Linked DNA regions of Mus musculus: all the other regions are linked to region 2. Evidence: chromatin loops called from intact Hi-C (ENCODE). Cell type or tissue: heart. All regions are shown on one strand. Region 1 holds the start of Mtg1 (mitochondrial ribosome-associated GTPase 1). Region 2 holds the start of Tubgcp2 (tubulin, gamma complex associated protein 2). Region 3 holds the start of Fuom (fucose mutarotase). Region 4 holds the start of Echs1 (enoyl Coenzyme A hydratase, short chain, 1, mitochondrial). Region 5 holds the start of Paox (polyamine oxidase (exo-N4-amino)).

The links. Hi-C counts contacts between places; a loop is a spot of excess contacts. Peaks named below come from ENCODE experiments on the same cell type or tissue, not always from the same donor. Only the 100,000 strongest peaks of a DNase experiment are listed, where the experiment ranks them.
Region 1: it touches region 2 in a loop (3-fold over the local background); 4 of 42 quality-filtered maps call a loop at or near these places.
Region 3: a loop joins it to region 2, with 10 times the contacts of the local background. A loop is called at or near these places in 5 of 42 quality-filtered maps.
Region 4: a loop joins it to region 2, with 1.9 times the contacts of the local background. A loop is called at or near these places in 7 of 42 quality-filtered maps.
Region 5: it touches region 2 in a loop (2.5-fold over the local background); 7 of 42 quality-filtered maps call a loop at or near these places.

What each region holds. Positions count from the first base shown.
Region 1 is chr7:140,134,911-140,139,910 of GRCm38, reverse strand. Mtg1 (mitochondrial ribosome-associated GTPase 1) reads right to left here and starts at 2,347. Exons shown (of 11, transcript NM_199301.2): 1 at 2,138-2,347; 2 at 1,528-1,592. The coding sequence starts at 2,246. In heart, a CTCF peak has its summit at 2,291; a DNase peak (open chromatin) is centred at 2,220; H3K4me3 peaks cover 1,390 bases; H3K27ac peaks cover 1,299 bases.
Region 2 is chr7:140,033,610-140,038,609 of GRCm38, reverse strand. It overlaps Tubgcp2 (tubulin, gamma complex associated protein 2), which reads left to right and starts at 1,936. Exons shown (of 18, transcript NM_001286007.1): 1 at 1,936-2,263; 2 at 4,812-4,997. The coding sequence starts at 4,848. Zfp511 (zinc finger protein 511) reads right to left here and starts at 2,219. Exons shown (of 6, transcript NM_027201.1): 1 at 2,004-2,219; 2 at 1,717-1,790; 3 at 1,189-1,390; 4 at 970-1,094. The coding sequence starts at 2,156. In heart, no CTCF peak of the experiment used is centred here; DNase peaks (open chromatin) are centred at 1,929 and 2,199; H3K4me3 peaks cover 2,747 bases; H3K27ac peaks cover 1,534 bases.
Region 3 is chr7:140,099,973-140,104,972 of GRCm38, reverse strand. It overlaps Fuom (fucose mutarotase), which reads left to right and starts at 2,567. Exons shown (of 6, transcript NM_026928.4): 1 at 2,567-2,666; 2 at 3,304-3,372; 3 at 3,571-3,641; 4 at 3,785-3,883. The coding sequence starts at 2,582. In heart, no CTCF peak of the experiment used is centred here; a DNase peak (open chromatin) is centred at 2,642; H3K4me3 peaks cover 1,387 bases; H3K27ac peaks cover 1,328 bases.
Region 4 is chr7:140,113,742-140,118,741 of GRCm38, reverse strand. Echs1 (enoyl Coenzyme A hydratase, short chain, 1, mitochondrial) reads left to right here and starts at 2,321. Exons shown (of 8, transcript NM_053119.3): 1 at 2,321-2,435. The coding sequence starts at 2,348. It also overlaps a transcript of Paox not described here. In heart, no CTCF peak of the experiment used is centred here; DNase peaks (open chromatin) are centred at 2,251 and 3,071; H3K4me3 peaks cover 1,704 bases; H3K27ac peaks cover 1,923 bases.
Region 5 is chr7:140,122,904-140,127,903 of GRCm38, reverse strand. It overlaps Paox (polyamine oxidase (exo-N4-amino)), which reads right to left and starts at 2,219. Exons shown (of 7, transcript NM_153783.4): 1 at 2,022-2,219; 2 at 1,089-1,578; 3 at 197-396. The coding sequence starts at 2,178. In heart, no CTCF peak of the experiment used is centred here; DNase peaks (open chromatin) are centred at 753, 1,753, 2,253 and 4,903; H3K4me3 peaks cover 1,399 bases; H3K27ac peaks cover 1,062 bases.

The DNA of each region.
Region 1 (5,000 bases), 100 kb before region 2:
GAACATTTAAGAAATGGTGACTCCTGTGAAATCCCACCCAGATAACCTCAAACACCACCCATCCTCACTGGAGATGCTGCTGCCCACAGCTATCCTCAGCTATCCCAGTCTGATGTGGGACTCCACCATGTGACATAGGCAGAATGGGGCTTCTGCCCCTTCAGCCCTCCCAGTAGGATCTGGTACAAGGATCCTAAGGCCTCTGCCTGTCCCATCTGGCACCCAGTTAAGCTGCTACCTCCATCTAGATAGTCCCTCTTTCACAGCTGACCAATCCATTCACAAACCCAAGTCTCCAGGCTCCTGTCCTAAGATGCTACAGAAACCGCTACCCAGCACAGACCTCCTGCCACATCCTAGATTCAGTTAAGTGTTCCAGAGACTGAAGGAGGACAGTTCTCTCATCATACATGCTGAAAATAACAAAGTTTTACTTTTTAAATAATCAAATATTGGGAGGAATGGTGGACACAACTTTACTCCTTGCACACAGATCTATGTGAGTTCCAGGTCATCCTGGTCTACATAGTGAGCTTCAGGCCAGTCAAGACTACAGTGTTAGACCCTATGTCAATAGTGGTGGTTGGCGGTGGTGGTGGTGGTGGTGGTGGTCACATCTGGCAGCAGGTGATATTAGATGAGTAGACATGTATAGCCTAAAACAAATACACCAGATGTATTATTGCTAAAGTTCCTGAAGTTCTCTGAAGGCTGAAATAGTTCCTATTCTCCATGACTATTTCCAGAGACTACCACCAGTGGCAGCAGGTCCCCACGCCCACCACCAGCTGCTGTTCCAGGGGCCTGGTGGTCTGGCATCCCCACGCTCTTCTAAGGCTAAGTAAGCAGGATGAAAAACTCACATGCCAACAGAAACCAAACACAGCTTAAATGCAACAAACAGTCTGAGAAGCACCTGCCAGTAGACATGATTGTAACTTGCCAATTCTTCAATTAAGGACAAGAGGAAAGGACAGGTTAGTAGGATCATTTCATCTCCGGTTTCATAATTTACCCCTAAAAATATCAAAGTAAACAAGAGGCTGAGACAAATAAGATATCAGATGGGCCGGGCGTAGTGGCACACGCCTTTAATCCCAGCACTTGGGAGGCAGAGGCAGGCGGATTTCTGAGTTCAAGGTCAGCCTGGTCTACAGAGTGAGTTCCAGGACAGCCAGGGCTATAAAGAGAAACCCTGTCTGGGGGGGGGGGGGGGGGAGAGATATCAGATGGGAGCCTAAAAATAAAAACACCAGCCTAGACCCCACGAGGGAGATTCTGATCTAAAAGGGCCCTAGCTATTGATGTAAAAGCCTCCCGGGAACTCTAATGTGTAATGAGAATTGGAAAACACTGCTTTATGTCCCAGTAATTACAAAAGAAGCTGTCGCAGCTGTAGACATAATGATGGACCAGAGGCAGAGCAGACTAAACTGTCTGAAGGAGATGGAGAGGAACCAGGAAAGCATCCTGCTGCTGCCTTTACAGTCGAGCAGAGGTGCTCCCCTCTACAGCGTAAAAGGATATCCTGGCGTCATGAACCTCGATAACACAATCCACCGACTTCAGACTGCTCTGCATCTTCTTTAGTCCTAGAAAATAGAGGGGCACTAAGGAAACAGCCAAAGGGGGCAAGTTTAAGTTCTCCTAGGGGAATACATCTGAGAACCATCAGTGCACACAGGGTTAAAGGAGGCAGCATTCTGAGCCACGTTCCACGGTGCCCCGATGGTTCTGGAAGGTACATTTCACACAAGATGGTCTTAATCAGGAAGTTCCTGATACTGTGCGGACTTAATACCCTCACTGCACAGAAACACTGAGGCTCCGCACCGCAACTGCCACCTGTCCACTCACACTCCCGGCGCCTTTTCTGCCACACACTATAATCTCGCATGGCTGCGGCAGCCAAGACCACAGCAAACAGCAGCCTAGGACCGCACTACGTCTACAGCTGCCTGGGGCCAAGTTGTGACCTATAAACTCAGACATCAGCTTGCATGTGACTTAAAGGGACCACTCAGTGCGTCTCAAAAGTATCAAGCACAAAACAGCTCTCCAACCCGATGCCAGGAAGGCGAACCAAGGAACCGCCAGGACCGGCGCCCGTGCCGCCTGCAGCCCATGCTGGCCTCACCCTTGGCCATGTGGCCGGGGAACCAGCGTGCTACATCGTGACCTTGCAGAGGGAAGCACTCGCGCCAAGCGCCCCGGACGGCACCCCATGCCTGCGGCCACAGCCTCATGTCACTGGTGTCGGAAGAGTTCGCAGTCGGACCGCCTCCGCCAGGGCCTGGATCTGCTCACAGGGTTCCGGCGCGCCTGGGTTCCGTGCGCGACTGCGCATGCGCCTGACTCGAGCACTCTGGGATAAGCAGGGGCACGGGGTTGGCCCGGTAGTGCTCCATTCTCAGGATTCCTGAGCTTATGTGAGGTTCTTTTCAGGGATTTGAAGATAGTCTCCTTTTTTTTCTTTTGGAAAGACGATATATATATATAAAATATTATATTTGCTCTTATGTTGTGGTTGCGCACACTTTTTATCCCCAGCACCAGAGGCAGAGGCCAGTAAGTGGCTCTCAGTGTGCTTGAGACCAGCCTGGTGGATTCCAGAGCCAGTGCTACATGGTAAGACAGAGAAAAACAACAACAAAAAGACTCAATTTCATTTATTTATATTTTTTCTCATTTTTAATAGGTATTTTCCTCATTTACATTTCCAATGCTATCCCAAAAGTTCCCCATACCCACCTTCCCACTCCCCTTTTTTTGCCCTGGCGTTCCCCTGTACTGGGGCATATAAAGTTTGCAAGTCTAATGGGCCTCTCTTTCCAGTGATGGCCTACTGGGCCATCTTTTGATACATATGCAGCTAGAGACAAGAGCTCCGGGGTACTAGTTAGTTCATATTGTTGTTCCACCTATAGGGTTGCAGTTCCCTTTAGTTCCTTGGGTGCTTTCTCTAGCTCCTCCATTGGGGGCCCTTTATATTTTTATTTGAAGTGTCTGTGTATGCCATGTGTTAGCGGATACGCCCAGAAGCCAGTGGATCCTCTGGACCTGGAATTACAGGGGCTTTTGAGTTGTTTGACTGGGTGCTGAGAATTGAACTTCAGTCCTGTGCAATAGCAGCAATCATTCTTAACCTCCAAGCCATCTCTCCAGTCCCAATCTGGAGATTTTTCACTATATTCCAAATCTTTCAGGTTTGAGGATATATAGCATGGAGGATAACAAGCTGGCCTGGCCTAGCATGCCCAAGATTCTAGGGTTTCATAGGGAAGCCAGAAGAAATTGGGCTGCTGGCAATGAAGATGTGGCTTCTCCATGGTGGGAAATTGGCCTAGAAATTTAAACTTAAAATCTAGGCACATTTTTCTTCCTTTTGAGACAATATCTCACTTTGTAGCCTACGCTACCAAAACTCAGGCAGGTGTGACAGCACACACCAGTAATCCTAGCATATGAGAGATTTGAGGCAAGAGGGTCAGGAACTCAGGGTCAGCCTGAGCTTCATGAGGCAGTCTAAAAAAAGTCGTCTTTCTCCCTCGTATACTCATATAAATCAATGTAAGGAAATTGAGTTGTCCCCTATCAGTTCCCGGGCCTGCCTTAGAACTTTCAAGTGTTACACACACACACACACACACACACACACACACACACCTGTAATGCCTCCATTTTCAAGTGTGACATTTTAATGTAACTGTTATAAATACCGACTACATTCCCATTAATACAATGAGAGTGAAGTGGGCTTCATAGTTGTAAGACTAAATGCAAATCCAGCTGCTCCTGGTAGAACAGGCCTGTGATACCAGCTAAGGATGATAGAGGCCAGGGGAAGCCAGGCATTAGAAACTACCCTAAGAGAGACACTATCTCAAATAAAAGGGGTTGACATGTAACTCAATGTTATAATGGTTGCCTTGAATGCAGGAAGCCTTGGGTTTGATACCCAGTACTACTATCACCCCCAGGCCTCCAGACAGGCACATACTATAAGCCCAGCCCTTGTGAGACTGAGGCAGAATAGAAATTTCAAAGCCAGCCTGGGTCAGAGTGAGATGTTGTCTCAAAAGGAAAATGGGGGAGTCCAGTGAGGGGATGTGCCCAGATTGTAAGTTTAAAGTCCTAGGTCTGTCAAGGCAGTCTCCATCATGGAAGAGCCCCAACCCATCCCTAGCAGCTCAGATCCTCCTGGCAAGCCTGTCCCCCGTCCCGCAAAGTCACTCCTCTGAAAACTGAAATGTGTCCCTGAGTGTCAACAACAAAGACTTTTGCCCTTGAAAGATCTGTGCTTTCTCAGTCCTCAAGCTGTAGACTACAGTAAAAACCTGTTAGAGTACTGGCTTTCTTCCATGGTGTTGCAAGGGCAGCCTGGTGACATTAAAGCAGGAAGTGTCCTTATGATATAACATGCTTCATGACAAACTGCTGGGATGGGGGCTAGGGCAAGCCTTAAAGACCTGAAGGATGAGTAGCCAAGCAGAGAGCTGGACTGGACTGGACAGAAGCAAGCCTAGAGCTGTTTCAAAAGTGTAAACATAACAAATACAAGCAGGAGGGCTTGCCCTCAGCCATGCCAAACCTGGGGCTAGTGACAGTACCATGCTGTGCAAGGATGGGACAAGCTGGGACAAGCGTCTCTGCAAACTCTTCGAGCTCCCTCTGGAGCTCCACCCTTTTGAGACAATATCTCACTAGATAGGCTCGCTACACCAACCTCTCCAGCCTCAACCATCTCCAGAGGAGATGTGCAAGCCCTGTGGCAGCTACAACATGAGGAAGTTAATAGTCTAAATGTCCTGTCTCCGCTGTAACCAGGAGCAACAGACCTGTCCTCTGCAGCTGCTGTGACGACAATGAGACCAGACTACAAAAATATCCAAGAGCCTGACCTACCTAGCACACTCCTCACATCTACCACACACACCTGGCTCCCCAGCACCCTTACTCCATATTCTCTCATTCACCACGCCCTCCCTGTGTTTGGCCAA
Region 2 (5,000 bases):
TACTGAGTTATAGCCCAGCCCCCAAATGTCTTTCCACGAGGGAGAGATTTACTAAAATCAACTAGATAACATAGATTCTTGCCACTACTTCCAATGAGCTAATCCAGCTCTGTAGAAATCGACAAGTATTGAAGACTCAGATCTCCTGAAGCACTCCACCGTGCAATGGGGCTCTGCATGATTGAAAACAGACTCCAATTCAGACACATTTTATTTGTTTGTCTTTGTGTGTGTGCTTAGGTGTATATACTCATGTGTGTGGTGTACGTTTATATGTTGAGGACCAAAGACAACCTCAGGTGCCATTTCCTAGGAGCCATCTACCTGGATGAGACGAGGTCTCTCACTGGGACTCAGAGCTCACAGATGAGGCTAAGCTGGCTGGCCTAACTCCAGAACTCTCTGTCTTCACTTTCATGGTGCTAGCATTGTATGGTGCACGCCATACTTGGATTTTTAAGGTAGGTGCTAGGGATTGAACCGCAAACTTATGCACTTCACAGAATGAGCTGTCACCTCATCAATGCACTACCAAAGGATCATGGGAGTTCATGGAAAGGAGTCACTTTTTAAAGGAAGCAAAGAAGCATTATTCTAAAAGTTATTCCAGGAATTATTCTCCTTAGGGCAGTCTAAACAGTCATGCTAACAGACAGCTTTGTTGGCAAGTTTATAAAAGTAAGCAGAGAGAGAGAGAGAGAGAGAGAGAGAGAGAGAGAGAAACCCTAGGGGGTTCCATGGGAGAAGTGTGAAGAGCACACAGGGGATTCCATGGGAAAAGCACACACACTTGGGACAGTCCCCAGTGCCCTGCTGGTAGCATCAGAGGGCCATGGAAGACACCACACCAGCACAAGCACTTGCTAGCACCTCACCCTCTGCTCTGTTAGTGTCCTCACTAAGATTTGATTACAGTGTCTGTTCCCAGGCTTAAGACTGGGGACAGTCACAACTGGGTCCCTCACGTACCCTCTGTTCGTCTTGGGCTTATCAAATCGGAAATCCGCAGGGTACAGGTGTAGCCTCACCATGTGATCCTTCCGGTCTTGGCTGGTCTTGAACTTCTCTGGGCAGCTTTCAACCAAGCACTGGTACTACAAAGAATAAAGTGTCACCTCTACTCTCACCCTGCCCTAAGCCCTAATCCCAGTCACCACTGCAGATGCACCCAGTGCAGTCAGCACCCACCATGTCTTGCCTCTGGGCCAGGATCTGAAACAGAGAGTCGTGCCATTCCAGGATGTGGACATCCAGCAAATGCCCAGAGGGGAAGGCACGGTTGCAGAAGGAGCAGGTGTTTCCATGCATCATGTGGTAGTGGTGCTGGTAGTCTTCTATGGCGGCAAACACTTGGCAACAGCCAGCCACCTGACAGGTGAACTCAGGCACCCTGGGAAAGGAGGTGTGTCTCTTGGAAGAATGTTTCCCCCTTCCCCCAACTATCCCAAGGCAGGAATTCCGGCGGAACTTCTTACCCATATTCCAGCTGAGCCTGAAACAAGAAGAGCGCTTCTTGTGCCACCCCAAACCTTACTAACAGACTAGGGGAGGGAAGTCCAGCCAAGCCATGCTCCTGTTAGGGCAGGGTGGTGCTAAGTGGATGCTACTCGGGTGTCAACTGGGAGGGGTCGGAGTCCCAGGGTGTAAGCGGACGAGAGAGGAGGAATCAGGATAGCGCTAGCAAGCCGAGTAAGGCCTCGAAGCCAAGGTGCTCACATGGATTTTTCCGGCGTCTCGGACACTTGCGTGAGCATGTCCTGCAAGTACAGGTGCCGCTGCACATCCCCATCCTACAGAAGACACGCGTCAAGAGCTGTGGGTGGACTCCGGCATCGAAGCCACGCCCTACAGCTCGGAGCCACGCCCCAACCCATAGAGCTGTGTCCAGCCCCTTGATCCGGTCCACAGGTCCGGTCCCCACAAGCCCCGCCCACAGCGACAGTCTTGCTTCTAGGCCCCTCCCTGTGGGGCTCAGGACATCTTCCGCCCGGGTTGTCACGCACCTCGAAGAATTCGTGATCCCGCGGGAAGCGCACGGCACGCGGCGCGAATCGGAAGGGTGCCTCCCCAGCCGCAGGGTTCCTCTCCACGGGCAGCGGTTCGGCTGCCCCCGGCTCCCCGGCCAGGCGGGAATATAGTGCAGGGGGAAGCAACATCACCACGGCCGCCGCGGCCCTTCGGCCACCGTCGGAGGGGTGGTGACGGACGTGACGTCTACTAACTTCCTGTGGCGACCCTGCGGGGCGGGACGCGACGCGCGGAGGTGAGTCAGGGCTGGGTCTGTGTTGTGGCGGGAACTGGTCGGAGAAGGGCGGGGCTGGAGCCGGGCGCGGGATCGGGTACCGGAGCCAGGCTGGCCTGCAGCGGGGAAGAGCCTGATTCTCTTGGGCCTCTGCCGCCGGCGGTTCCGTCCGCCAGCCCGGGCTTGTCTCGCTCCACGGTGCGACTGCCTCTCTGGCTCTTTCAGTCCTCTCCAGGAGTCCAATTGGAGGCAGTGGCCTTGGGAAGTTCGTGGTTAGTGTGACTCCTCTCTTGACAGCCCCGCGGTGACTGCGGTGCTGGCCTGCGGGTTTTCTGCATCTGCTGCTGGTGCTCGGGGTTCAGGGGTGAAGGGATCAGGGCCTGCTGCAGTAGAGACAGGTGTGGAAAGAAACCCTAACCTAAACAAAAAGACGATCGAAACGTGCGGCTGACACTTTGAGGGGCTTTAACTTTGCTCCTCTACCAAAGTAGGTCACCCTCCCCCAGTATGAATATAAGTGTCAAGAAAGAAGGGACGCTACTGTTTAATAGATACAAATGAAAGCCTTTTGGGATTATTCTCCCTCTCTCTCAGCCCAGGCCTTGCTCGGTCTGTTTCTCTTTCTCTCTGTTCTGGATTCTTCCAAATGTCTCTGGATGTTTTCTCTCTTATTTATAGTAAAACCTTCCCCCTAAGGAGAGGGACCTGGGGAGCAGGGAGAGGCACGGGCGGGGGGGCGAAGAAGAGAAGGAGGGAGGGATGAAGGAAGGAAAGCCTTTCTGTAATTAAGCCCTGGAAATGAGCGTTTCTATGTCTTTAGACAGCTGCTTATGACCAGGCGTGATATCATCTCTCTCACTTTTGTCTCTGTAAAAGTATTTGGATTCTTGACATTTTGCAAATGATAAAATGTTTTTGACAGGCCATGTCTTGGTTAGGTGTTTTGTTTTGTTTTTTGTTTTTTGTTTTCGAGACAGGGTTTCTTTGTGTATCCTGGCTGTCCTGGACAACTCACTTTGTTAGACCAGGCTGACCTCAAACTCAGAAATCCACCTGCCTCTGCCTCCCAAGTGCTGGGATTAAAGGCATGCGCCACCACTGCCCGGCTTGGTTAGGTGTTTTGTTTGGGGGCTTTTGTTTGTTTTTTACTGTGTAGTCCTGGCTTGTTCTGAGACCAGACTGGTCTTGAACTAGGAGATCTGTGACTGTCTGTGCTTCCTAAGTGCTGGGGATTAAAGGTGAATGTCTCACACACACACACACTCACACACACCCAGGCCAGCCTGCTTTCTTGCTCAGGGGGTGGCACCCCCACACACAGTGATCCAGGCCTTCCCCCATTAGTCATCAATCAAAGAGATGCCCCATAGGTATTGATTACAGGCTAAATCTGATAGAAACAGTTTCTCAATGGAGATTCCATCTTCTCAGATATGTCTAGGTTTGTGTCAAGTGTACAAAAGCCAACCGGCACAGGCTGGTTTTATTATCTAGGAGCCTGTAGTGGTTCTCAACCTTCCTAATGCTTCGACCCTTTAATACAACAGTGCGTGTATTGCTGACCCCCAACCATAAAACTATTGCCTTACTACTGTTACGAATCATCCTGTAAGTACTTGATATGTAAGATATCTGACACGTGATGCCGGTGGAAGAGTTGTGGGGTCTTGACCCACAGGTCGGGAACCTCTGCTCCAGAATCTTCCCTCTTCATACCTCTCTACCTCCACCCCAACTTTGTTTTAATCATTGGCCGTTAAAAGTATGCACCTGACTTGCTCATGATTGGTTATGCCAGACTTGCTAATAAATAAGTTGTGCTTCCTCTAGAACATCTGTGGTGATTAATAGAGATAGATACCCAGGGATGTCAGAAGGTCAAGCAGGCAGGCTGTTAAGACTCGGTCAGCCTTCTTTACAGGTGTACCTTTCAACTGTAGCTTTGTCTCCCTGTATGTAGGACAATTGTATTAACATGACTGTCCCTGTCCCTTGCCAGGTAACTGCCAAGAGTGTCTCTCCTGAGACATATCTAAAGGCTTAAAGGAAGCTATTTAGAGATGAGAGAAGCCCCCTTTCTTGTAACTATCTGCAAATCATGAACAGTTTATGGTTTAAGACCTGGGTATGGCCTTAGGAGTGGGAAGTTTTAATATGTCTGGACAGAGACAGTAGCCTTGGCCTGTGCCAGCTCCCCCAAGGGCAAGATCGTTGTGTCTACCAGGCAAGGGCCAGAAAAACTCAGATAAAATAGCAGATCTGCCCCCTGGTCGCCCAGGGTCACATGACGATGGACGGAAGTAGGAGAACCAGGCTCGAGGGGTCCATTTCAGTGATTTACCTGGTACAACTGGCTCCTTAAGTGGTCGTGTAAGCTGGGAAACAGTTGGAAGCTCTGTGGGCACGGGTACGGCAAGATCTCAGCAGAGTTTTGATAGACCAGCCTGCCAGGGAAGGGGAGAGGCTGGCGGTTGACGTCACCTTGGCAATGGTCTTTCTGACAAAGGCTTGAGTCAGTCGGAACAACTTTAGGTTTTAATGTTATAAACACCTTTCTTTCTGCCTTCAGGAAAACTTGGTTATGTTGGTGTCTCAGAGCTAAACTATGAGCGAATTTCGGATTCACCATGATGTCAATGAGCTGCTCAGCCTGCTCCGCATCCATGGCGGGGATGGGGCTGAGGTCTACATTGACCTGCTGCAGAAGAACCGGACGCCGTATGTCACAACCACAGTCTCTGCCCACAGTGCCAAGGTG
Region 3 (5,000 bases), 66 kb before region 2:
TCATTCGAGTTGTAGTAGATGTGTTTAAAGCCTAATATCTTATACTGAGATGAAGACTTGTCATTTATTCTCACAGTAATGTGATACTTATTTTTAAGCCATCTCATATGCATATTGCGTATACATATTGATCAACATGTATATGTCTTGAACTCCCGAATGTAAGCAGTCCTGATTCCGCCTTCCAGATAACTGTGACTGCACTTGCATTCCCCCATCCTGAGCCAGATAATACATATGGACAGTGCCTGGCTTCCCACCATCTGGGCTACAGTGCATGGTAGGACAGTGTCTTAGTCAGGGTTTCTATTCCTGCACAAAACTTCATGACCAAGAAGTAAGTTGGGGAGGAAAGGATTTATTCAGCTTATACTTCCACATTGCTGTTCATCACCAAAGGAAGTCAGGACTGGAACTCAAGCAGGTCAGGAACTTGAAGGCAGGTTATGATGTAGATGCCATGGAGGAGTGTTGTTTACTGGATTGTATCCCCCGGCTTGCTCAGCTTGCTTTCTTATAGAACCCAGGACTATCAGCCCAAGGATGGCACCACCCATAGTGGGCTGGGCCCTCTCCCCTTGATCATTAATTGGGAAAATGCCTTACAGCTGGGTCTCATGGAGGCGTTTCCTCAAGGGGGGTTCCTTTCTCTGTGATAACTCCAGTTTGGGTCAAGTTGACACACAAAACCAGCCAGTATAGAGAGTGACCTTCTACCCTGGCCCTAGCATTTTGGTAGAATTTTGGCTAGGATCCCAAGATCTGCTATGCCCAGAGCGTCCTTGTGGGGAAATGACTACCTAATTGCTGTGGCAGAAGGGCGTCAGAGCCACTCTGCAGCACCTTCAGTACCCATCAGTGTGAGAGTGGAGACTCATACGGAAGCAATTTCCATCTGAACTGCAGATGTTTGCACAAATTTCACCCAGTGGGGAAAGGCCAGCTGGGGGCTACATAGTGAGACCTTATCTCAAATAAACAAGAATGGGGTTTGGAGAGTTTGAGGGTTGAGACCTGCCTAAACTCCAGATTAAGACATACATCATAACCAAGTACTCAAAGTTTGTTATGAAGTTAATACAGAGTCCAGACCGTGGTAAGTGACATGGTCCACCGTGTCACCCAACCAGAGCTTCCTGTTCTGGGAGCCAGACCTCAGGGCCTTTCTCCTGGTAAAGCTCACTTTTCCCTAGAAGAGGGCATTGGATTCCCTCAAACTGTAGTTATAGACAGTTTCGAGCCACCACGTGGGTGATAGGGATCAAACCTGGGTCCACTGGAAGAGCAGCTAGTGCTTTTAACCATTGAGCCATCTCTCCAGCCCCAGTGTTCACTTATTAAAGCTGGGCACACAAGAAAGTATGTGTTAGCCATTGATTGACACACAGCATAGAATAAACAGGCAAAGATGGCAACCACCCAATAGGGGAAGCCTTGAAACTGACGCATTGAAATCATTAATCATTCGTTTTATTTTGTTCTTTTTTTATTATTATTATATGTAAGTACACTGTAGCTGTCTTCAGACACTCCAGAAGAGGGAGTCAGATCTCATTACGGATGGTTGTGAGCCACCATGTGGTTGCTGGGATTTGAACTTCGGACCTTCGGAAGAGCAGTTGGGTGCTCTTACCCACTGAGCCATCTCACCAACCCCTATTTTGTTCTTTTAAAATATGCTTTTTTGCAAATGCTGTTCCTGCATTCATCCCTGTGTACCACATCTGTGCCTGGTGCCTCAGAGGCCAGAAACAAGCTATGGATCCCTTGGAACTGGAGTTACAGATGGCTGTGAACCACCAACCCCAAGTCCCTTGGAAGAGCAGCCAGTGCTCTTACCCACTGAACCATCTCTCCAGCCCCTCATTGGTTTAATTTCTGTGTGTTCACTGAGCACATACCTCAGTCATTTGATTCTGAAAAGTGGGACAGTGTTTAAGATGTCTCGTGGGAAATTCGGCTCAACCCTGGGTCTAGCATAGCTCTCCCAGGCCGTTGTGTTAGGTCTGCTCTAGCAGAATAGGAACCCACCCAGAGCCATCAGCTTCTAGCTGACTCCTGGCTTTAGAGTTCAAGAAAATTCGATGTGTGCAGACTACCCTAAGAAGGCTCTCCCCTGGTGATGCTCTCAGCTACTTAAAACTATTTGGTCTCCAGGCCCAGTGCAACCTGGGGGTTTGATTTGGTTTTGCTTCTACTGGCTTGCCTCCTGGACTGGTCCTAATCCCTTGAAGGCATTCACAACCGAAGCAGAAAGCCCTCCCCTTACCTCTCACACTTTACCTATCACTGCCACCAAGCTGGACAGCAGTGGCCAGCCATACCAGAGCCATCTGGATTGGGGCATCAGAGATCATTGGGCTAAGGCTGTGCCTGACCAGTTTTCACGGATGCTTCTTAAGGCATTTTTCTGCTTCCCACACAAACTTATTTTCTGAACTTTCCCGCAATCTGCCTGGCTTCAGAGTTTTGCATGTCACCCCAGTTACCCAGCTGTTGGGCCCGCCTCTCCTCTGGCCCCGCCCCAATCCATGTGGCACCGCCCGGATGACAACACCCGCCCCCTACCAATCCTGCGGCCATGGTTGCGCTCAAGGGCATCCCGAAGGTGCTGTCTCCTGAGCTGTTGTTCGCGCTTGCGCGGATGGGGCATGGAGACGAAATTGGTGAGCACGAAAAGCTGGCAGCGCGGCCCTCTGACAGGGGTGCGATCCTCGTAGGAGCCCTTAACTGGTAGCGTTCAGGAAAGACTGTGGACACTGCCGCAATCATCTTGCCCTTCGGAGCAGGAAGCTATTCAGCTGCTTGAGGAAAGAGCTGAGCTGAGGCCTGAGATTGGACCAGGTCATAGAACTACAAGAAGGGCAAACCAGGTCCAAGTTCAGCGGCGGGGTAATTCCCAGACGTCCCACATGACTTCCCAGGCTACCGGGAGATCTGCCCGTTTCTTGATCCGTGGTCAGGTGCTCTAGGGCAAGGCGGGAAAACACAGAGGCCTCTCTCTCTCTCTCTCTCTCTCTCTCTCTCTCTCTCTCTCTCTCTCTCTCTCTCTCCTTCTCTCTCCTTCTCTCTTTCTTTTTTCTTAACCATCTGAAAGGGATTACGGGGTGGCCCACGATCTGACCCACTAACTGGAGTGAGAGAGATATACTGGTCTGGCTTGAGGACATCCCAGATGGTGGGTGGACTGTGCTAGTGCACAGGGATGTGTGGCTTGTAGATATCTGTGACTATGTAAGGTGACCATCTGGGAGGGAGAACTGCACTGATTCCAGCCCATCTTTCGCCTTTCTGTCTTTCCAGTCCTTGCTGATGCGAACTTCCCTACCTCCTCCATCTGCCAGTGCGGACCTGTGGAGATCCGAGCAGACGGTGAGCACCACGGGGCTGGGGTATGAGCACCACAGGGCTGGGGTGCAAACAGTCCTGGTTCCGTGGCCTCTCTATCCTGGCCCCTCATTCCGGTTGGCTGGTTGCTTAAATTTTGTGGTCCAAAAATGAAAGTTGTAGACAGGTGGGGTTGCAGGTCATGGTGGGAGCAAAAGCCTGAACCCAGCTCTGCCCTCCTAGGCCTGGACATCCCACAGCTTCTGGAGGCTGTGCTGAGGCTCCTGCCCCTGGACACCTACGTGGAAAGCCCGGTGAGGACCAAAGGCTGAGCTGCTGATCCGGGCCCGTTTCCCCTTTGCTAGATTTCATATGGCTATATATGCCAAAAGGGCCCCCTCCCTCAGAGGAGCCAGGGAGGTGCCTGAGGCCGCAGAGCTCACCCCTGTCTCCCCAGGCTGCTGTCATGGACCTGGTGCCCAGTGACAAGGAGAAGGGCCTGCAGACCCCGATATGGAAGCGTTATGAATCCCTTCTTCTCGAAGCTGACTGTAAAGTGAGTGCAGCCCCAACCATGGGACGCTCTGTCTCCTGGCATCTGGGCTCTGAAGGGTGAATCGTGGGAGTGGACAGGGAAGAGGTGTGTCTGAGCCCTGTGGCCACCTCCCTCTCTTCCCAAGCCTCTTCCCCCCAGAATCCTGACTTATCCTATCCGCCCTGGGAGTTGGTCCCATTTGAGCCAGAGGATTGTGGGCTCCAGGATGGGGTCCCCTCTAACCTATAGATGTACACCCTCACCCTAGGTCTTGCTCTTTGCCACCTCATTCTTGCTAAGGTCTGCCTGTCACACAGCCCACATCCCTGCCTGGCAGGGGACACACCTATTCTCCAAAGGAGCCGTTTGGTCTGAGCAGGACCCCTTGAGTACTCTTGTCCTAAGCAGGGGACTTTGAAGGCAGATAAAAAAACCAAAGATATTTATGTAACAATTTGTAACAGTACAAAATTACAGTTATAAAATAGTAATGAAAATAATGTGGTTAGAGGTCACTTCAGCATAAGGTATTAAAAAGTAGTCACAACATCAGGAAGTGTCTTAGGGTTTCACTACTGTGAACAGACACCGTGACCAAGGCAATGCCTATAAGGACAACATTTAATTGAGCTGGCTTACAGGTTCAGAGGTTCAGTCCATTACCATCAAGGTGGGAGCATGGCAGCATCCAGGCAGGCATGGTGCAGGCAGAGCTGAGAGTTCTACATCTTCATCTGAAGGCTGCTAGTGGAAGACTGGCTTCCAGTGAGCTAGGATGAGAACTTAAAGCCCATGCCCACAGTGACACACCTACTCCAACAAGGCCACACCTCCAAATAGTGCCACTCCTGGGCCCAAGCATATTCAACCATGACAGGAAGGTTGAGAATCACTGATCTAAAGGCTTGCTGAGCTGAGTTCATACCCAACAGGCACCTTGTCCATCACAGGCTCAGACAGAGAAGAGATATAAAAGATACCCCTTGTCTCTGGATCCTTGAAACTCCAGCATCAGGAGAACCAGAAGATTGGAGCCTAGAAGACCAGGGTTCCATTGCTGCTGCCTCCTGGCTATCTCCTGATGAGGGACTCAAATCAGGAGTCCACCTAGAGGACTTTCAGACAAGGTCCCTCCAAC
Region 4 (5,000 bases), 80 kb before region 2:
AAGACCTTTACCAGATGTAAGACTTGTAGAAAAGTTTCTCTCATCTTGCTTGTGTCTTGTGTCTCGACCTTGATGGTCTCCTCTGAAACAGAAGTTTTTTAATTTTGCCAAAGTCCTTGATAGTTGTGGTGGCTGTTCTTAATTGCCAATGTGACTACATCACAGGGAACATCTGTGAGGGATTTTTCTTGGATCATTTGAGGTAGGAAGGTAAGCCTATATCTGGTCTTCTTACCTCGAATGATCCAACCAAGAAAAATCTCTCATGCACCCTATATAAAGAGCACAGAAGAAAGAAGTCTTTGCTTTCTGCCTGCTCACCCTCGTTCTCACTGGCCAGTTTTTACAGCCTGATCCTGAGGATTTCCTCATCAATATTAGAGCTACATCTTCTGGATTCCAACTACGCTGAAGACCAGCTGAGCCCTCCAGCCTTGTGGACTGAACTATTGGATTCTTGAACTTGCTATCAGGAGACAGACACTATTGGGTTAACTGGGCCAAAGCCTGTAAGCCATTCTAATCATAAGTACACACACACACACACACACACACACACACACACACACACACACAAAAGAGTCCCAGATCTCATTACAGATGGCTGCAAGCCATGTGGTTGTTGGGGATTGAACTCAGGATCTCTGGAACAGCAGCCAGTGCTCCGAATCTCTGAGCCATCTTTCCAGCCCAGTATTTGCAGTTTTTAAAGCATCCCAGAAAACGTGTGTGTGTGTGTGTGTGTGTGTGTGTGTGTGTGAGAGAGAGAGAGAGAGAGAGAGAATTATATCAGTTCTATTCCTTTAGAGAACCCTGACAAATACAATATTCTCACTCTTTAGGTGTTTATTCCTTTGTCCCTAAACTCAAGAGAATATTAGGCACCTAACCTCAACACCAGTCCTGGGTTGTTAAATAAATTGTGTTTGAGACATTTCATTTTGGAACTACTGTCATGGTTGCTTAGCCTATGCTAACACAGAGACCTGGAGCAAAGGTTTGGTGGTGGTCTGTTTCTGTTTATATTCTATCTTAGTCTTGAAATAAAGTTTGCTGACTGTTCTATTCTGGTTTGGATTGTTTTCTTTAAAGTATTGAGAATCCAAACCTACTCCATCTTGGGACCAGCCTCTATCTAAAAGAAAAAAAAAAAAAAAGCCTGAGAACTTGACCTACAGAAGAACCCAGGTTGTACCCACGTACCAGGAAAGACCCCATGGCTTGTCCTTGGCCAGCGTTACTCTGTAGCTACTTCCTAACAACAGTAAAACAAAGACTAGCCTGATTGTTTCAGATGCACTTTCAGACCCTTTGTGACTGAATACAGTCGGCTTACAATAGACCTTCAGTTAGATACTTTCCAAGATGGACACCCCCTCTCTTACCTTCCATTTCTTGTAAAGCCCTGTCCAGATGAGAGTTCAAGGCTTCTCTGCCTTCCCTTCCTGTCCTGCTGTGTCAGGGTTGAGTTGGAGGAGAGGGCCCAAGCCTGAGCCTGTAATAGAGACCCTAATACTATTACATCGAAAAGGCTCCTTGGTGGACTTTTGGGGTTCACAAACTTCCCGGCATAACAGTATCAAGCTTGCTTTTGTCTGGAGATTCTGTCCTTTATCTCTATCCTAGGGTTTGCAGGACCAGGGCAAGAATACAAATGAAGGCCTGATAATACTTGCTAAATATTTTTAAGTTATAATTCAAGATAATTTACGTGAACAAAACATTGGCTTTCTTTTAAATTTATGTGAAATCTTCTCATCTTGTAAAATCACAGCTATTTCTAACCTGGTGTTATGAAGCTAGTCAGTTGTCATGTAAAGAATACCTCTGGAGCAGGGTATAATGGCTCATGCCTTTAATCCAAGCATTTGGAAGGCAGAGGCAAATGGATCTCTGTGAGATTGAGAAACAGCCTGGCCCATAAGGAGGGTTCCAGCCAACCAGGGCTATGAAGTAAGACCCTCACACAAAGCTAAACAAAACCGTCTTGCACTTTACCGCTTTATGCTTTATTACTGTATCTGTGATCGCGTCTTCCCGTAGTTTTTCCCCTGGTCAAGAACGAAAGCATACGGCCATCACAGGGGAAAGGGCACAGCCATGTCTCCCAGTCTGGCTTCGTAAACCGGGCACCCGCCAAGGGCACACCACCAAAGTGATGCAATTAACAGACTACTCCAAGAACCGCAGCCCAGCACCCCACGCTGCCCCACCCCGCCCTCTGTACCAGCCCGCTCAGGTCACGGGTCCACCCCTTAAGCTTCCGTCTTCATCCCGCCTGGGATCTGGGGCGGAGCGATTCTGCAGGCGGGGCGATTCTGTGGGCGGAACACATCGTCTCTCCGCCATGGCGGCCCTGCGTGCTCTGCTGCCCAGAGCCTGTAGCTCACTGTTGTCCTCAGTCCGCTGCCCAGAACTACGGCGCTTCGCCTCGGGTGAGTGCGGACACCGGCGGGGTGCGTCACCCCACCCACGTTGGGTGGTTTCTCCACCCATAACCTCTGGGTGGTCCCTAAACCCCGGCCTGCACGCATCCTCACTTGATCCTGGCCCTTCTCTCCTAACTCTAGATCTTTTGTCTGACCCCCTACTTCCACAAGCATGCACTCCCAACACTTGACTCTGAAGTACCTGGACCCTGGATTCGAGTACGCATCCCCACACTAAACCCAGATTTCCTGCAAGTGACCACTGACTCTAGCTTGGTGATCTTCCTTCTGAGCCTCCAACTCCAGCGCTCGACTGACCCCTTCCCAATTCCTTACCCCGTTCCCCGCTCCTCAGTCTGACCTTAGTCTCACCTTACAAGCCCAGCCAGATCCTAGCACCTCGAAGCCATGTCTAGTGGGAGGGCTCTGGGTGTAATAGCTTCTCAACGCTCGAACTTTTATGAGTGTCAGCTGGGAACATGCATGTTGGTTGTGAAATCCCATGTGTTTAGGTAGCTTTAAGAGAATGTGAAAGTAGGTTAAGTAAGACAGCCTGGGTATTGGGAAAGGTTTGTCCATAGTGCCTCCTGTCTAGTCTCTGCTGTTTCCACAGTCTCTCCTGATCGTGTCCTTCAAGCCACCCAATCAGCGTAGCCCATACCGACACACCCACTTTCCTTCCTAGCCAGCTGAATAGTTCCTCCCTTCCCACTCCTTGGCTCAACTCCTCTACAGACTTCTAGTACTCCACTGTGAATTTTTTTTTAATATTTTTTATTTAGTATTTTCCTCATTTACATTTCCAATGCTATCCCAAAAGTTCCCCATACCCTCCCCACCACTCCCCTACCCACCCACTCCCACTTTTTGGCCCTGGCGTTCCCCTGTACTGGGGCATATAAAGTTTGCAAGTCCAATGGGCCTCTTTCTGTTGATGGCCGACTAGGCCATCTTTTGATACATATGCGGCTAGAGTCAAGAGCTCCGGGGTACTGGTTAGCTCATAATGTTGTTCTACCTATAGGGTTGCACCTTTAGCTCCTTGGGTATTTTCTCTAGCTCCTCCATTGGGGGCCCTGTGATCCATCCAATAGCTGACTGTGAGCATCCACTTCTGTGTTCGCTAGGCCCCGGCATAGTCTCACAAGAGACAGCCATATCTGGGTCCTTTCAGCAAAATCATGCTAGTGTATGCAATGGGGTCAGCGTTTGGAAGCTGATTATGGGATGGATCCCCGGATATAGCAGTCTCTAGATGGTCCATCCTTTTGTCTCAGCTCCAAACTTTGTCTCTGTAACTCCTTCCATGGGTGTTTTGTTCCCAATTCTAAGAAGGGGCAAAGTGTCCACACTTTGGTCTTCGTTCTTCTTGAGTTTCATGCGTTTAGCAAATTGTATCTTATATCTTGGGTATCCTAAGTTTCTGGGTCCACTGTGAATTCTTAACCACGTTCTGGGGCAAGGGTTCCTCCTGAATCCCAACCTGGATTGGCTGTCATGTCCTGCTTCCCGGAATGGTAGACAGCCTACTGTTCAGTAACGTACCTCACACTTAAGTTACAACGGAACAAATCACCCAGAACACAGACCTTCACTCTCAGGTTTACCTCCCTCACCTTAAGTCTGTGGGCTGCACTCCCCAAGTCTGAGCTGGTTGGCCCTCCAGATCTCCTAGAACAAATGGTGCATTGGATCAGTCTCTGTCCCACCAGGCATACTGCTCCAGCAGGCCCGGGCTCTGGCTGGCTCCCGCCTGCTGTCTGCTCTGGAAAGTGCAGGCATATGGGGAGAGGGTGAATGTTCTGTGCTAGAGTTTTCCTTTTCGTTCCTTTGATCGTTTGTTGAGACACTATCTCACTATGTAGCTCTGGCTGGCCTGGAACTAGACCAGGTTAACCTGGAACTCAGGAAGATGCACCTGCATCTGTTTCCTGCGTGCTAGGGTTAAAGGTCTGTGCCGCCGCCACCATGTCTGGATAGATCATATCCAGAGCTACAGGCTGGAGCAGTAAGCATAGTACACAATTCCCTGTCAATACCTGTTTCAGTACAGAACTGATAGAATGAATATATATATATATATATATTATCTATTCGTTGGGAGGGGGGGTATTAGAGTGGCTTACAGGTTGTGGTCTGAGTAGTCCAACAATGGATGTTTCCTGAAAGAAAGGCCAAGGATTCAGTAGTTATTCAGTCCAAGAGACTAAATATCTCAGCAGGCCCAATCTGATTTTGGAGTCCAGAAAACTGCTAGAGAGCTGAGGGTCTTAAGTGTATATTGGAATCTTGAAGAACTAGGTTCAAACACCAGAGAAGGAGTGCCTTAAGAGTAGATTAGTTACCTGGTGGTGGCACACACTTTTAATCTCAGCACTTGGGAGGCAGAGGCAGGCAGATCTCTGAGTCCAGGCCAGACTGGTCTACATAGTGAAATCCAAGACAGCCAGAGAAACCTTGTCTCAAAACAACCAAAACAAACAAACAAAAAATTAGGTGAACTTGCCATCAAGAGTGAGAGCAAGCAGGCAAAGATCAAAAGTTTCTTTCTTCCATGTTGTTGTTGTTCTT
Region 5 (5,000 bases), 89 kb before region 2:
CCAGGTGAGGCAGGACGGCTACAACTGCCAAAAATTATGGTGGAGTACTTTTATTCACCTGGAGATCCTTAGCATGAAAACATGAACTCAGCAGCTCAATAAATATCCAGAGCCAAAGAAGGAGAAGAACCAGAGGCCTGTGATGCCTGGGATAGGGATATAGACAGGCAGCTTAATCAGGATAAGTGATTTCTACCTAATGGCACTGTGACAATGACATGATGTGCAGGCAGGCGGGCACCATCTTCACACTCCACCAATACGGGGAAGGTCTCCCCTGGAAAAGCAGCTTCCTGGAAGGACCCATTCCAGTGAATGGTCTTCACCGGCTTGTCAAAAGCGACCGTATCCTTGGGCAAGGAAGCCAGTATGCGGTCGGTAAGTCCTTGGTAGCCACTAGGAGAGACAGAAGTTGATGTGTCTGTGAAACAGGCCCTGGAAGGGGAACTGGCAGAAATAAGCCACCCAAGATGCCACCAGCATCCAGAGGAGCATCGCTCAGAGCCAGAAAGAGAGGCAACCCCTTAAAACACAGAACCATTAACATCTGCATCCGGACTAATGAGGGTCCCATAAGTCAATGAACACAACACTGACTGGTTCCCATGAGAACCGGAGTTCCCCACCACCACACCAGCCCCAGGTTTGCACACTTCCTACATCACAAATCCTATCTCCTAGACAGAAGCCTTGGGCCTGATGTTAGGGGTGTGGGTGGGAGGTATAGGAGACCAGCCCCGCCCAATCAATGTCTTTGTTCCTAGAAGCAAGCACAAGCCTGCCTGCCATAGGGAAGGAGCCTGCTTGGCTTCTCTGCACTTGAAGGCCCTTGAGTAACACCTGGCACAGGAGCTACCCTAGGATATCAGAAGAAATGAGCATTCAAGATACTTCCTCCTCAATTCCCTAGACGAATCTTTGCTTAAACACAACTAGGAGAAAGAGAAACCAATCCCTCTGAATGGGGAGGGCAGTGCCCTCACCTGCCCGCTCCAAGCCTCCTCCTCTCTCCCCTTCTCCCTCCTTTCTCCAGTCTAGTGCCTCTGCCTGGACAGTAGGGACAGAGCTGGCAGGGCTATGGCCCATACCCAGCCAAGATGCAATCCAGCCCAGGCAGCACTGTATACTCCCCGAACGGTGCAAGAGCCACCAGGTCCATGCTGTGGGTGCCGCTCACACAACACTCTATGTTGAAGAAAGTATTCAGGATAGCCAGCTTGCGCTTTCTGGTGTCCTCATCATCCTCGGTCCAGCTAGCCACCTGCTGACTTATCTCCTTCTTCAGGAACTCTCCAACACTGGCCATTGGGGTTTCAGATTCATTCAGGAATTCTCGGGTCCGCTCTATCAGTCCATAGAACAGACGGGCCATCTCTGTCATCAGCTCCAGGCTCACACTTGTTCCAGAGCTGGACCAGATCATGGAGGGCAGGGCCACGTGCCCTCCTGTATCCACAAGCTGGTTCTCTTCCGATAATTCTTTCTCCCCCAGGAGCCCGAATTCTGCAGCCAGCTGGAAGACAGGATTGTCCTGGGAGGGCCCATGGATCCAGTGTGCACCCAGCTCCACTACACCACCTAGGAGGGCACAGGAAATGCTACCTGGAGGCCCTCTCCCCAGAAAAAGCAGCCCCACCCTTTCGCAAGCATACTCTAGGAACACCTTGAGAGTCACATGGTCCCCTTGTATACCAGGACCAAGGGTCCTGTTCCTCAGGGTAAAGTAGTTCCTAAAGGCATGGCTTGGTCAGACCAGATTTCGGGAACTCCTGGGGAGGGGCGAGACAGCCTGTACAGGCTTCCTTCACTTAAGGAGAAACCCGAGAAACCCCAAAGCTGAGCAAAGCAACTGCGGGACCCTAGGTTGCCTTCCCTAGAGAGTACTCTCCTAACTTTAGGCAGTTGACTTTCCAGGCTCAGTGAACGGAGGGTGTGTTCCTTTACTCCGGGAGCCAAAAAAGGAAGGCTTCCTGGCTCAGTAGGAACCGGATGGGGTCTGGGGTCGACCAAGGAGCGGTTACCGAAGCAGCGTTCCGAGCGGATGCGGCCCCCGGCGCTGGCGGTGGCCTCCAGAACCCGCAGGTGTGGAGCAGCCCGGTGGCTGCAGAGCTTCTGCGCAGCGCCCAGCCCCGCGATGCCGCTGCCCACCACCAGCACCCGCGGGCCAGGGAACGCCATGGCTAGCTCAGGGTCCTCCAGAGACCTGGCCTTAGGCGCCTTAGCAGAGGCGGGCGGGGCGGGGCCAGAGGCGGGGAAGAAGGCGGGGTTGTGTAGAAAGGAGCGAGTGAGTGTGCGTGGGACTGGAGGTGGGACGAGGGGCGGGGCCTATGGGGAGCAGAGGAGGGGCCAAGACGGGAGGAAAGCCTTGGTGAACATTCGGAACTGGACTGAAGGAGAGGAGATGGATGTCCCTTGGCCTTCACTGTGTGGTCCACGTAGGCTTGCGGCTCCCAGAAGCGCTCAAGCTCCAAGTGCTCTGAGCAGCCCTCCTCCTGTTTGGACCCGCCTATAGTCTACTTAAGAAGGGTGTGGCTGTAGCTACTACTAGGCAGTGTGAGCCTAGAACCCCATAGAGATGCATAGTCTTCCAGAAGCATCCTTCCTGGTTCGTATCAGAGCATAGAGTGCGCCATAGCTCTAGTCTCCTTTCCACTGGCCTGTCGGCTCACAGTGAATCAACCCGCTTAGAAGATAAGTTCTGTCCTGTAACCATGCTGACCCAAAGCACAAAGACAGGGATCTTGTAAGCTAAGAACACTGTTTTGGCCAACCACTCAGCAGGCTGAGGGGCAAAAATGTCCTTGACCAACGTACTTGATCCCCTCATTCACTCAGAGCTACTAGCTGTGGTATAGAGAAATAAAACTCACTGGTTGTATGCTATGGGGAGGGGGTGATGGCTCTGACATAGATGGGAACTGGGCATAAATCCGCGTCTGAAGAGGATATATGGTAAGGGCAGGAGGCACATGCCCTCCCCTCAGCTACAAAACATCACTCTTGTTCACTTTCTAAGTTAGAGTGTTTAACTGGATCTTGGGAGTTGGGAGTTGAAGCTGCCCTCCCAAGCAAAGATACCAAAAGCATCCCACCCTACATTGAGGAAACTAACCTGGAGACAAAGAGCTACCTGGTCTGGTTCATTAAAAATGCCAGTCTTTAATACTCACTATTTTCCTCTACACAGTTTTAAAACTTCTAACAAGTTGGTTTCACAAGACATAGAAAATCAAGTTGGAGCAGACATGAAAACTTCCCTCCTGCTTGCTAGTTTGCATAGTGTCAAAAGCTGCTATGCAGGCTGCTGTAGGAAAAAAGTTATCAGCGGCATTGCTCTGTGTCAATTCCCACATGCTACAGGACTGTCAGGGACCTTCTGCTGTTTTGCTAAATGATCCTGTTATCAGACTGCCTTTTAAATGTTGGGTTTTGCCTTTAAAATGTTGGGTTTTCATGCTTCTCTCAACCTTGGCCAGAGGTGCTTCTTCTGCAGTGAGCAGCAACTAGTACAGAGACTCACAACTAGTCCGCGAGCTGAGAATAAGTGACCTATGAGTGTACAACATTAAATGAAGTATCTGTCTCAGCCTCCCCACCCCCACCCTCAACGCTCAGGGAACATCAAGGAGAGGAAAGGGAAAGAGTGTAAGATCCATGGAGTGGAGAGATCCCACGTTGCTCTTCCAGAGGACTGGAGTTCAGTTCCCAGCTGAGCACCCACATCAGGTGGTTCACAAGCCCTGTCACTCTGGCTCCAGGAATCCCCCTTCCAGCCTCTATGGGCAACCATGCATGCATGATGTACACACATAAACTAAAAGCTAATAAATATTTTTAAAGTTTTTCTTAAAAATGTAACAACCAGAAGATCAAGACGAATGTTATGAGATGCTGACTTCTGGCCATGAGGTGGCCATGAACATTCTGTAGCAATGATGACCTACACAGTATCAAGCCAAGATCTATCAACATCCTAACAAGCAGCACTAATTAGATTCAGTGAATTACAAAAAGGAGGAGGAGCCACGAAGAGGGAGAGGATATGTTGAAGATGCTTGGGGGAGTGGGAAAGAGAGTTAAAAATAAATATCATCAAGAGATCTCATTTATATGTATGAAAATGTTACAAGGTAAATAAAAGATCCTTTAAAATTCTGTTAATAGAGAACAGCCTGGGACCCAAGTACCCTTCCCCTACAGACTGGATAAGTTAATGTGTATATTTCCTAGCTTCTCTTTAATCTTTTCTACATAATTGGTTTTATGTTTGGGAGGGATCACAATCATGAAAAATGGAGATCTCAGTTAGCCCAGGCTGGCCTGAAACTTGCTATGCATTTTCTGCACTGCCCTCATGGGGTTGCCATGCACCCACCATGCCTGGCCTTTCCTGTACCATTGTGACCCTGCTAGAGGAAAGGCGGAGTCTGCGGTCAAACTGTGAGTAGACAGTTCATTTACTAATTCCTATTTTAATTTCTGTGGGATACAGGAAAGTCGAAGTTGAAACTTTTAACAAAGTGGCTGGTAGTAACACGCTGGGCCTCTAGCGGTACAGGGCAGGGACAGTTTAAACAGCCACATCCCCTGGAAATAGCAAAAGTCATAAAGCTAGCAAGCTGCTTGACACAGTTCCAGCCAAGCTGAGTGGAATGCTGAGCTTGCTGTCGTTCTGTCTGTCTCTCAGTTTTAGGTTTTGGTTTCTGTGTGTTGTGTTCTTGGAGACTTTCTGCATTGTGACTCGTTTTATGTCTTTTCCTGGTTTTATGGAACTAGCTTTAGCCACTATTTGGAAGTCTTCCTTGTGCCTTGAAGATTCTGATAAGCTCAGTGTACTGGCTGGGTTTGTGAGTCAACTCGACACAGCTGGAGTTATCACAGAGAAAAGAATCTCCCTTGAGGAAACGCCTCCATGGGATCCAGCTGTAAGACTTTTTCTCAATCAGAGATCAAGGGTGGAGAGCCCAGCCCATTATGGGTGGTGCCGTCCCTGGGCTGGT